3 separate regions of the Homo sapiens genome follow, and all the other regions are linked to region 1. The links are chromatin contacts, found by Hi-C or POLR2A ChIA-PET in ENCODE. All regions are on one chromosome and are shown on one strand. Each heading gives the region's core, a stretch centred on a gene start or an enhancer-like site at or near the end of the contact. The rest is flanking DNA. Distances are from core to core; before and after follow the strand shown.

What was found. A loop is a pair of places that touch in the nucleus more often than their neighbours do. ChIA-PET counts read pairs that join two places held with the same protein, here RNA polymerase II (POLR2A). Pooled maps may share reads with other maps.
Region 2: a loop to region 1 is called in a map of HepG2, with 7 times the contacts of the local background. The contact joins two enhancer-like sites. A Hi-C loop is called at or near these places in 3 of 168 maps with a recorded cell type or tissue (Caco-2, HepG2 and naive thymus-derived CD4-positive, alpha-beta T cell), 20 of 37 single-sample maps with no recorded cell type and 7 of 50 pooled maps. POLR2A ChIA-PET finds 5 or more read pairs at or near these places in 2 of 52 experiments (GM12878 and activated naive CD4-positive, alpha-beta T cell).
Region 3: a map of GM12878 shows a loop between it and region 1 (2.6-fold over the local background). The contact joins two enhancer-like sites. A Hi-C loop is called at or near these places in 5 of 168 maps with a recorded cell type or tissue (A673, CD14-positive monocyte, GM12878 and 1 more), 8 of 37 single-sample maps with no recorded cell type and 5 of 50 pooled maps. POLR2A ChIA-PET finds 5 or more read pairs at or near these places in 2 of 52 experiments (A673 and PC-9).

Annotation. Positions count from the first base shown.
Region 1 is chr3:101,807,344-101,811,088 of GRCh38, reverse strand. The region is part of intron 6 of NXPE3 (neurexophilin and PC-esterase domain family member 3); the gene reads right to left. Among named protein-coding and RNA genes, the nearest start is that of NXPE3, 30 kb to the right of the region's middle. Within about 2 kb of position 1,713, at least 5 of the 41 ENCODE cell types and tissues checked have a DNase peak (open chromatin) inside an H3K27ac peak, as active enhancers do; they include CD14-positive monocyte, where a contact is called at or near this core.
Region 2 is chr3:102,057,819-102,061,563 of GRCh38, reverse strand. No RefSeq gene overlaps it. Among named protein-coding and RNA genes, the nearest start is that of RDUR, 120 kb to the right of the region's middle. Within about 2 kb of position 1,848, at least 3 of the 41 ENCODE cell types and tissues checked have a DNase peak (open chromatin) inside an H3K27ac peak, as active enhancers do.
Region 3 is chr3:102,036,714-102,040,458 of GRCh38, reverse strand. No RefSeq gene overlaps it. Among named protein-coding and RNA genes, the nearest start is that of RDUR, 98 kb to the right of the region's middle. Within about 2 kb of position 1,683, at least 4 of the 41 ENCODE cell types and tissues checked have a DNase peak (open chromatin) inside an H3K27ac peak, as active enhancers do; they include CD14-positive monocyte, where a contact is called at or near this core.

The sequences.
Region 1 (3,745 bases), core at 464-2,963:
AGCACTTTGGGAGGGCAAGGTGGGTAGATCGCTTGAGCTCAGGAGTTCGAGACCAGCCTGGCCAACACAGTGAAAACCCCGTCTCTACTAAAAACAGAAAAATTAGCCAGGTGTGGCTGTAATCCCAGGTACTTGGGAGGCTGAGGCACGAGAATCGCTTGAACACAGGAGGCAGAGGTTTGCAGTGAGCCAGGATCGCACCACTGCACTCCAGCCTGGGCAACAGAGCAAGACTCTGTCTCAAAAACAAACAAACAAAAAAAAACAACAAAAAAAGTTCATTCAAGTTGCTGCCAGAATTCAGTTACTTGTGGTTGTAAGACTGAGTTTCCCATTTCCTTGATGGTTATCAGCCAGGAGATGCTCTCCAGCTACTAGAAGTTGCCTATATTCCTAGCCATGTGGCCCCCTTCATCTTTAAAACCAACAACAAAGAATCTCCCTCACATGGAATCCTTCTTACACTTTGAATTTCTTCAGGAAGAACATGGCCCCTGTTAAGGGCTTATCTGATCTAAGGTCAGGTCTACCTAGGATAATGCCACTCTCTTAAAGTCAACTTTGTCATATAACATAATCAAATCATAGGAATTATATACCATCATATTTACATGTCGCTGCCACAACTCAAGGGGAAGGAGATTATGTAAGAGCATAGATCACTGGAAGTCATCTTAGTATTCAACCTGCCATAGCTACAAAGATACACACAAATGTAAAACTTCATTGTTCTTATCTATACTGTTGCTATTAGATCAAGTCTTATTCTAAACTCTCAGTAAGTTCCCCCAAAAAATATAACCTCAAGTTGTTGATGAGGTCAGAATCTGTCAAGGTCCCTGAGCCACTCAGCTGTGATAATCTGGGGACTACATTACAGGTACTAATGAAAACTCAGCAGTAATTCTGGCACTGGGAAAACCTGACATAAACCAGATGCTTGCTCTTAAAAAGGTAGTCAGCTAGAACTAAAAACTGTTTTTCCTTGCTTTTGACTGGAATTATGCCCACAAGTAGCAGTAGCACTGCCAATCTCAGGCAATCTAAATATGAATCTTAACAATAGTTTTACCTTGTAAGAATATTAATTAGCTAATACATAAATACAATTTCACAGGGAAAAAACTTCAAAATATAGGATTCATAAGTGAAATAAAAGTAGAAATACTGTAAACCCCTTCTAAGGCTAAGGCAAAGAAAATACAAGACAAGCCTCAAATATCTTGTGGTGCCAGAAACTAAGGAAGTGCTCAAAACAAACAAAAGGATGACAGCACACAGGATGACAAAAGGGCACAAAGAAGCCAAACTGAAAGTGTTCCCCAACTGCCAAAACTGGAACAATTTGAGCAAAAATAAAAGCAAATAAAATAATGATTGAATTGGATTGGATTATAATTTTTTTTCCTTCATTCCAAGGAATGAAATTTTCATGAGTCTACACTGATATAAATACTTAAAATGAAGAAGGGACAACTCTTCTTTGCAAAAGAATTCCAACTAATAAATGTTGAAAGAATGAGAGACATTAAAAGTCACAATTAGAATTCCACAGAAATCATTGCCACAGGCAAGATCTGATGAACCTTGATGAATGCTAAAATTAGTTGGTGAAAGTTTAAGCAGAAACAGAATGTTTGCATAGAATGAAGCAAAAGAAGGAAAAAAAATTATGAGCCCTTGATTTAGGGTCTTTGAATGCCCCCTGCTGGTCCACAGAGTGAAATTCAATGAAGTTCTGCCAAGCTGGGTTCCTTCCATAGTCCATAAATCAATTGCCCTTCTCTTTTCTTTCCAGTTATATACCTGTTACAACAAGATGGTTTTCCTATTCAAAACCAGGATATTCTGCTCCTACTAATTCATAGTTACTTTCTTCCTCTAAAAATATATCAAAAGGCTCACTAATTACCAAATCTATCTTCCCTCTAACCAGAAGAGTACATCATAAACCCACAGCCACTTCCTGGCTAATCCTCAAGACTTGTCAGGTACAGGTAAACTTTCCAAAGTTCCTCCCACTGACCATCCCTGGGACACCTAGGGACATCACAATAAGGGCAAGCCAGTCGAGTCTGTGAGAAGAAGGACAGATCCAGTAGTGGGAGACAGGGCCTCCTGAAGATGTCGGACATGGAGAGTGTTTAGAGCGCAGTACTACTGAAGGACACCTTGTCTACTGACATCTTGACCTCAGGGTTGAGGCCCAAACAGATAAAAGATAAATGTCTCATATATATATATATATATATATATATATATATATATATCCTCTAAAATTAGTAATTCATTTGGTTCAAGTAAATCAAAAACAGCTCTTCATCAGGAAAAGACTGGGAATTCTTGTGGCATATGATACTAGAGACAAGAGATATAAACTGGCAGTGCCCTGGCTGCATATGGGCCAAACAGATTTTATTTAGCCCATACAATATTTTCAAAGTCTTGAATTGGATGTCAATGTTCTAAAATATGGAGATATCACAGTTAAAAAATCAAAGTTTCTGGTTTCTCTTGGAAAAACAAATCTACGGAGCTGGGCATACAGGGTTTGTTTCTACATGGTAACAAAGCAGCAGAAACTGAAAAGAGGCTGCCCCTTGAGATGGTCCTTGCTCTTCAGTTCCTTCCCCACCACTCATACAAGGCTTGTGGCTAATATCCACTCTGCTTGATCCACAGGTATTAAATATCAAGCCCCTGCAGCAAAAGGGTTTGCCAACATCTGCAGAGTGCAGTACTATTAGTTAATATACTTTTAAAAGCTAGAAGGACCTTGCCCGCCATCTGCATAAGCCTCACTAGTAACATTCATCCCTTCTTTCTAAAAATCACGATAGCTAATTATATCTATTCTGCAAAATTTACATTTACTGCTCTGAATTTTGTTCTTTTACTATTAATATTCTACACCAATAAATCAGAGTCACCCGAAAAGTTTGTTAAAACTTTCTTGCTCAGCCCCACCAGCCAGGGTTTCTGTTTCAGTCATCTGAGATAGGACCTGAGAATTTGCAATTCTATCAGGTTGCCTGGTAATGCTGATGCCACTGATCCACAGACCACACTTTGAGAAGAGCTGCTATTCTCCAACCCAATGTTATTTTAAACATTTCCATGATAATTTTACCCATATCTCTAGAGCAGCAATGTCCAACACAACTTTTTGTGATGATTTAAACATTTCCATGATAATTTTACCCATATCTCTAGAGCAGCAATGTCCAACACAACTTTTTGAGATGATGGATAAATTCTACATAAAATGCTGTCTACATATAGTTATTGGGCATGTGTGATTAAATAACTAGATTTTGAATTTTATTTAATCTTAATTGATTTAAATTTGAATCACTACAAGTGACTAGTTGCTATCATATTGGACAAGGTTGTTCAAAAGACTCTTGAGGAGCCAAACAGAAGAGGGCTGGCAAGAGAAGAAAACTTTTACATGAGCTTAAATAGCAAAACTCGGCCGTGCACATGTCTGTAATCCCAGCACTTTGGGAGGCCAAGGTGGGAGGATTGCTTGAGCTCAAGAATTCAAGACCATCCTGGGCAACATGGCAAAAATTTGTCTCTGCAAAAAAAAAATGCAAAAATCAGCCAGGTGTGGTGGTGTGTGCCTGTAGTCCCAGCTACTCGGGAGGCTGAGATGGGAGGATCAATTGAGCCTAGGAGATCAAGGCTGCAGTGAGTAAAGATTGCGCCACTGCACTCCAGCCTAGGTAACAGAGCAAGACCC
Region 2 (3,745 bases), core at 599-3,098, 250 kb before region 1:
TAATAATTGATAGTCCCAGTTTGTCATCAATCTTTAAACATTGTTTATTGGGTTGGGGAAGGTTGTCACAGAGATTTTTAATTTTATGTGATCTGATCTATTAATATTTATAAGGGTCAATTTAGGAAAAATAAAAATATTGACTCGGTGCATTTTTTTCAAACAGGACAAATTTACCTTTCATTGTAAAAATAATGCACTCATTTTTAAAAAATCAAACAGTACAGTAATATTTAAAGGAGAAAGTAAAATTCTACCAGCTGTGATGGTCTATATTTTAAATATTATCCCCTGCCCCCCAAAAAACTTACTTTACACATTCATTGAGCCCCTTGGAGGAAAAAAAGTATATTCTTATATGTCACTATCTTTACTAAACAGAGGAATTTAACTCATTAAACTTGGCACCACTTTTCCACAATGTAAATATATAAGTTTGCTTACAAAGAAGGCACACAAAGGTGGCTTTCTAATCTTTCATTCTGAAATCCAGTGGTAGGGCTGTTCATAGAGCTGACAGAGCTGCACATGGCCTTTGGGACAGAGATGAGTCATCAGTGACCAAGTACACAGCAACCTGGGAATATTCCCTCCTATTCTGGTGGGCTTTCAAGGCTAATAATCAAGGGCTCTCGCCTTATCTGCTTCTTCCTTAGTCTTCTCAGCACATAGTGAATAGGCCATATTAATGAGGAAGATGAGGCATAGGTGCCTTTTTTCTGATATTTAAAATATGAATCACCATAGATGGTAAGATTCATGGTTAGTTGTACTTTCTCTTTTAAGTGTTCCTGTACTCTTTGAATTAAAATAATAATAATACATTATTTTCATAATAAAAGGTAAACTTGTTCTATTTGAAAAGTAATAAAGATAAATACACTTTACTGAAGAGTACTAACAGTCTAAGTAGTGTATAAGGACGGAGAGTCAGCAGCCTTATTCTGCACTGAAGCTGCCTACCTCCCCCATCTCCTCTGAAGACTTTATTTTTTATATTTATGTTTACAATCTAATCACTTTACATAAAACAACCCGTGAGTTTAAGCTCAATTTTTATTTCTCCAAATTCATTTATAAACTCTATTTCTCTAAATCCATCTGCCAGTGAGTACACATATTTGAGATAATAGGTATAATTATACAAACATTCAATTTTTTGTTTTACATTATTCACCTAAATAATCTCATGTACTTTTTTTTTTTTTTTTTTGAGATGAAGTCTGGCTCTGTTACCAGGGTGGAGTGCAGTGGCGTGATCTCCGCTCACTGCAACCTACACCTCCCAGTTCAAGCGATTCTCCTGCCTCAGCCTCCTGAGTAGCTGGGACTACAGGCATGTGCCACCACGTCCAGCTAATTTTTGTATTTTTAGTAGAGACGGGTTTCACCGTGTTGGCCAGGATGGTCTCGATCTCTTGACCTCATGATCCACTCGCCTCGGCCTCCCAAAGTGCTGGGATTACAGGCGTGAGTCACCGTGCCCGGCCCTCTTAGGTACTTTTCATTTCACCAAAAGAACCCCCAGAGATTTTATTTCTAATGTCTCTGTGGCATTCCATCTTCTTATTTTATATATATATTTTTTTGTGATTTGTTTAGCTATTACTTTCTTCTTGAACACTTGGATCATTTTAGGTTATAAATTCTCAGTGTTAAATTTGAAACATGTCTGTGCAATTACTTCTTTGGTTGTTTATTTGGGGCTTATTTTATTGAAGCCTCAGCTCCAGGTTAAAGGTTATGAACAGCTTTACAGCTCAAGTTAGTGGCACTTTCGGTGAAACAGCTGTGGTCTCGTCATGTGATTTCCTTTCACAGAGTGAGTTTCATTAGTACTAATGAAGGAATAAAGTAGAATTTCTCTAGTGGGAACCACCCAGCTGTGGTCTGCTGCCCATGACATTTTGCTCAAATTCCCTCAGACATGAGCACCACAGAAATTTTTTAAAAACGAGTCTGACCCATTCACTCAGGAAGAAAGAACTCCTCCGTGGGCAGTTGTCCCCTTTACTAGCTAGCCTCAACAAGTTGCTCCAATCACAGGGGGGTCTTAGTCCATTTGTTTTGCTATAGAGGAATACCTGAGGCTGGATAATTTATAAAGAAAACCGGTTTACTTGGCTCACAATTCTGTAAACTGTACAAGAAGCATGGAGCCAGCGTCTGCACCTGGTGAGGGCCTCAAGCTGCCTCTACTCATGGCAGAAAGGGAAAGGGAGCTGGCACAGGCAGAATACATGGTAAGAGGAAGCAAGAGAGAGAGAAGAGGAGGTGCCAGACTCTTTTTAATAATCAGCTCTCCAGAGAACTACTAGAGTGAGAAGGGAACTCACTCATTACGGAGAGGACAGCACCAAACCATTCGTAAGGGATCCACCTCCATGACCCAAACATGTCTCATTAGGCCCCACTTCCAACACTGGGGATCAGATTTCAACCTGCAGCTTGGAGGGCCAAATATCCGAACTGTAGCACAGGACCTCTGAGGGACTGACTGCCTCAACCCCAAAGCAGACAGCAGGTACCGCCCCACAGGTCCCAAGCCCATACCAGACATCATGTTGTACTCTTTCTAGAGCATGGCCTTATTACCAGAGTTACCCATGAACAGCTTGCCCATGGGCATGGCATCTTTGGAATCTGTGTAGTCCATATTGTGCAGGCTGTCAACCCTGCCCACCCTTCATACAACTCTCAACTCCAAACATCATGAACTCCACTCCCATTAACAAATAAATATCTTTTTAGGATTTCCTTCAGAACTTTGCCCCCAAACTCTATGCTCAACACAGTGGCCAGAGTGACCCATATAAATGTAGGCCAGATCCTGCCTTTCTTTTGTTCTACCCTCTCCCCTCCCTAAAGGCTTCCCAAACCAAAGGTCTTTCAATGGCTGAAAGACCCTGTGCAGTCTGACTCCCTGTTAGGTACCTGACCTTTTCTCCTCCCTCCCATCCACTCTATACTGAACACACTTGTCTTCTTTCTGTTCTCCAATGCATCAGACACACTCCCACCTCAGGATTTTGGCACTGCTGTTCTCTCAACCAAGAACACTTTTGCCCTAGAAGCCATCAGTGTGCCTCACTCCCTTGCTTCCTTTGGGTCTTTGGCCAAATGCCACAACTCAGTGAGCCTTCCTTAAATCTTTTTGAAATTGCAACCATCCCTCTCCTGCCACTTACTACTCTTCTTTTCTGCTTTTTTTCATAGTATTCATCAGCTATTTCATATACACCTTGTATTTATAATAGGTCTCTACCACTATACTCTAAGGTCCTTAAGAACAGAGATTTTTGTTTATTTTGTTCACTGCCATATCCCCAGTGACTCCCAGGATGAGTGACTTGTACATAGCAGGCACCAAACATGTATTTATTGAATGTGTTTCTCTGAACCCTGCACAATGCCAGGAGAGATTTACAGGAACAACCCCTGTCCTCCAGAAACTCTTAGTGTAGTTGGGGAGTTTGACAATTGCTAATACTTTATAAAGTCAGATCTCTAAGGTTAACACCCTAACACCTTCTTAGTTCCTCTTAGATACTGTGACTGCACCTAAGGGAAGGTGCCTTTAGGAGGAAGGTAGTTCATAGGTTGTGGTTTTGTGGTGGAACCTCCTGGTTTCAAGTAAGCATTGCTGACTTGGACAAAGATCTGAGCTTATTTTTTCTAATCAACTGTGCTTTCTCTATGAACATTGATGTTTTTATTAAAATAGCAAAGGATAATAAATGCCTCT
Region 3 (3,745 bases), core at 434-2,933, 230 kb before region 1:
CAAGCAGGCCTCCTTGAGCTGCGGTGGGCTCCACCCAGTTCAAGCTTCCTGGCCACTTTGTTTACCTGCTCAAGCCTCAGCAATGGCGTGTTCCCCTCCCCCAGCCTCACTGCCGCCTTGTAGTTTGATCTCAGACTGCTGTGCTAGCAACAAGCGAGGCTTCGTGGCCATAGGACCCTCCAAGCTAGGTGCGGGATATAATCTCCTGGTGTGCCATTTGCTAAGACCATCGGAAAAGTGCAGTATATGGGTGGGAGTGACCTGATTTTCCAGGTGCCGTCTGTCACCCCTTTTCTTGGCTAGGAAAGGGAATTCCCTGACCCCTTGTGCTTCCCGGGTGAGGCAATGCCTCACACTGCTTCGGCTCACACTTGGTGCACTGCACCCACTGTCCTGCACCCACTGTCTGACAATCCCCAGTGAGATGAACCTGGTACCTCAGTTGGAAATGCAGAAATCATCTGTCTTCTGCATTGCTCGTGCTGGGAGCTGTAGACTGGAACTGTTCCTACTTGGCCATCTTGGAACCGCCCCCTCTTCCACTTATTATTCACTGGCCAGAACTAGGCATGTGGCCCCAACTGAAAGGCAAAAGAGGCTAGAAAATAAATGGAAACACATACAATGTTTGGTGAGCACTAGCTCTTTATGTCACAAGTGAATAGACTACATACTATAATAATTTTAATTTTTAAAAAATGGTTATCTCAGGATAACTTTATGGAATGTTGAAAATACAAGTTTACCTAACATCTGTTGTTCAGTTGTACATATAATCTACATTGTGTTTATACTGTGATTCCTCTGTGCCAGACTGAAAACATGAAGTAGACAATAGTAAAATAATTTCAACAAATGTCAACTGAACAAAATTTGAGATTACCTGGTAAATTGAGTATTAGTTTGGATATCCCTCTCCCGAAGATGTATTATAATGGCAATTGCTTTCTTTGCCAAGGAGTAATATTTATCTGTAAGGCTTTTTCCAATTAAGAAAATATTCAATGATGATAAAGTAGAAATATGATTTTTTTTCCTTCACTCTTCCAGATAGAAAGCAAATTCTGCCTGGTGTGGTGGCTCAAGACTATAATCTCAGCACTTTGAGAGGCCAAGGCAGACAGATCACTTGAAGTCAAGAGTTCAGGACCAATCTAGCCAACATGGTGAAACCCCCATCTCTATTAAAAATACAAAAATTAGCCAGGCATGGTGGCATGCACCTGTAGTCCCAGCTACTTGAGAGGCTGAGGTGGGAGAATCACTTGAACCTGGCAGGCAGAGGTTGCAGTGAGCTGAGATCACACCACTGCACTCCAGCCTAGGCAAAGAAGCAAGACTCCAAGAAAGAAAGAAAAGACAGGGAGGAAGGGAGGAAGGAAGGAAGGAAGGAAGGAAGGAAAGAAGGAAAGAAGGAAGGAAGGAAGGAAATTCTATCTTGGGCAGGAGTTGTAGATACATCATTATCCTGACAATCAGAACCATGATTTGGAAAGATTAATCTGATGGAAATATGCAAATAGGTTAAAAACTATTGTCAAAGAAAGCAGTTAAGCAGCTCATACCAAAGTTCAGCTGTGAAGTAAATGATGACTGTGTGCCGTTTCACACAAGAAGTACTTCATGAATAGGAACCTTCTTTCAGACTGAAACCAGAAACAATCTTAGTTGCTAAACTTCATTAGGAGAGAAGTTACCATGCATAAATGATATGTCTTATGACCACCGGATCTTCCAGATTCCCCTTCCAGTATGTTGGTGCCTTCAAGTGAGAGAGATAAAGTTCTCTCAGCTTCTTCTCTTGTGGCTGAGTTTGCCACAACCAGCAGCCCTGACACACACTATTGGTAAACAAAGCAGAAGTAATGTCACAAGGCATGGGCTTGCCGAGAAGGGTGCCCAAAATAGCAAACCTCATAGCTTAATTTAGAAGAATCTTTACAATGTCAAGCTTACAAAGGTTAAAAAAAAAAAAAAAAAAAGAAACAAAGAAAGAAAAAAGAAATGTGGGGCTAAGCATGGTGGTTCATGCCTGTAATCCCAACACTTTGGGAGGCTGAGGGCTGAGGTGAGGATATCTTGGGGCCAAGAGTTTAAGACCAGTCTGGGCACCATAGTGAGACACTCTCTCTAGAAAAAAAAAAAACTTAAAAATTAGCCCAGTGTGCTAGTTTGGGCCTGTAGTCCTAGCTACTCTGGAGGCCGATGAAGAAATCTCATGAGCCTAGGAGTTCAAGGCTGCAGTGAGCTATGGTCATACCACTGCACTCCAGTCTGGGCCACAGAGCAGGACCTTGTCCAAAAAAAAAGGGAATGTGGTAGCATTTTCAACAAGTATAAACTATGTGGTCTTGTCTATTCACAGATCATTTAAAGATGAAAGCTTTAATTGGGGGGAAAGCCATATCAGCCAATGGCACTGTGAATTTTTGGCAGAGGCATCATCAATTCTAATAACTTTTATCAAAACCAATGGTTTTAAGCATTCAAGCTTTTATTTACCCCTCTGTGGTCTGAAATAACCATTGGCGTTTGGAGCTGTTTTTGTTTATTTAATTTGGTTTTGTTTTAATTGGTCTTGAAGTCAACATACTCAGGATTTGCAATGTAGAAATGAGTTCTATGAAGGCAGCAGATTCTTGATTTCTTTCGGTCTATAAGTCTTCCCCATTAAAAGCCTATACTCTGGCCAATAAGAACTAGAAGTAGAAAATAAAGTTAAAAGCAAGCTCAACATAGTGAGGTTCTAACTCCATATGTTGCGTTTATGGAGGCTTGTTTCTCTAACTCTTTCCTGGTCCTCAGACACCATGGGAGAATAAAAGTAAGCCACTGGTACCTTCTTCTGCCGTAAACTTTTCTCCAACATAAACACATATTTATGTTGACATGAACATAAACACACAGTCACACACACTCATTGCTTTGGAAATGGTAATTCCCATTAGAAACATGCAAGTTTAAATTTAATGTTCTTTGTACTTAGTGGTAATTCACTTATACTTATTTTCTTTGAGAGAGTGAGACAGGAAAGAATCTCAAGAATCTTTAAAGAAATGCAGAGAAGGCTAGCTGTGCCAGGTAACTGACGAAAAGCAAATTAAGGTCTCCGTTTTCAAAAGAAGAATGAAGTTAGATTTCACAAACTCAAATAATGAAAATATTATCAAAGGCAGGCTGAGCACAATGTCTCATGCCTGTAATCCCACCACTTTGAGAGGCCATGGTGGGCAGATCAGTTGAGTCCAGGAGTTCAAGACCAGCCTGAACAACACAGTGAGACCTTGTGTCTAGAAAAAAAGAAAAAGAAATAAAATATTATCCACGACATTAATAAACAGATAGCTTGTGAACTTAAGAAGGGGAAATGATAGGTCACTAGAAGACATCGTGGATGCACTAAGAACACATTATATGAGGCTGAGTTCATTTCCATTTTTGAGAATTCAACTAAGTATAAGAGCAGAACTCCATAACTATTGTGTATTTAGAGTTTATAATACATTTCATCTTTCATAATCTCCATGAATACCAGTGAAGAAGTAGAGGCTAAATGCTAGTGGCGTTCAGTGGTTTAACGTAGAGTTGAATGACTAAACTCCCCAGGCTCAGAATCTGTGCCCACCTGAGTTAGTTGCCCAGTGGCTTGACACAGGGCTCATTCTTATCTCTTTGCTACTTAACCCATTTATCAAGAACTTCCATAGCTTCCATAGGGACCTAGATATCATGGATATCAAATGTG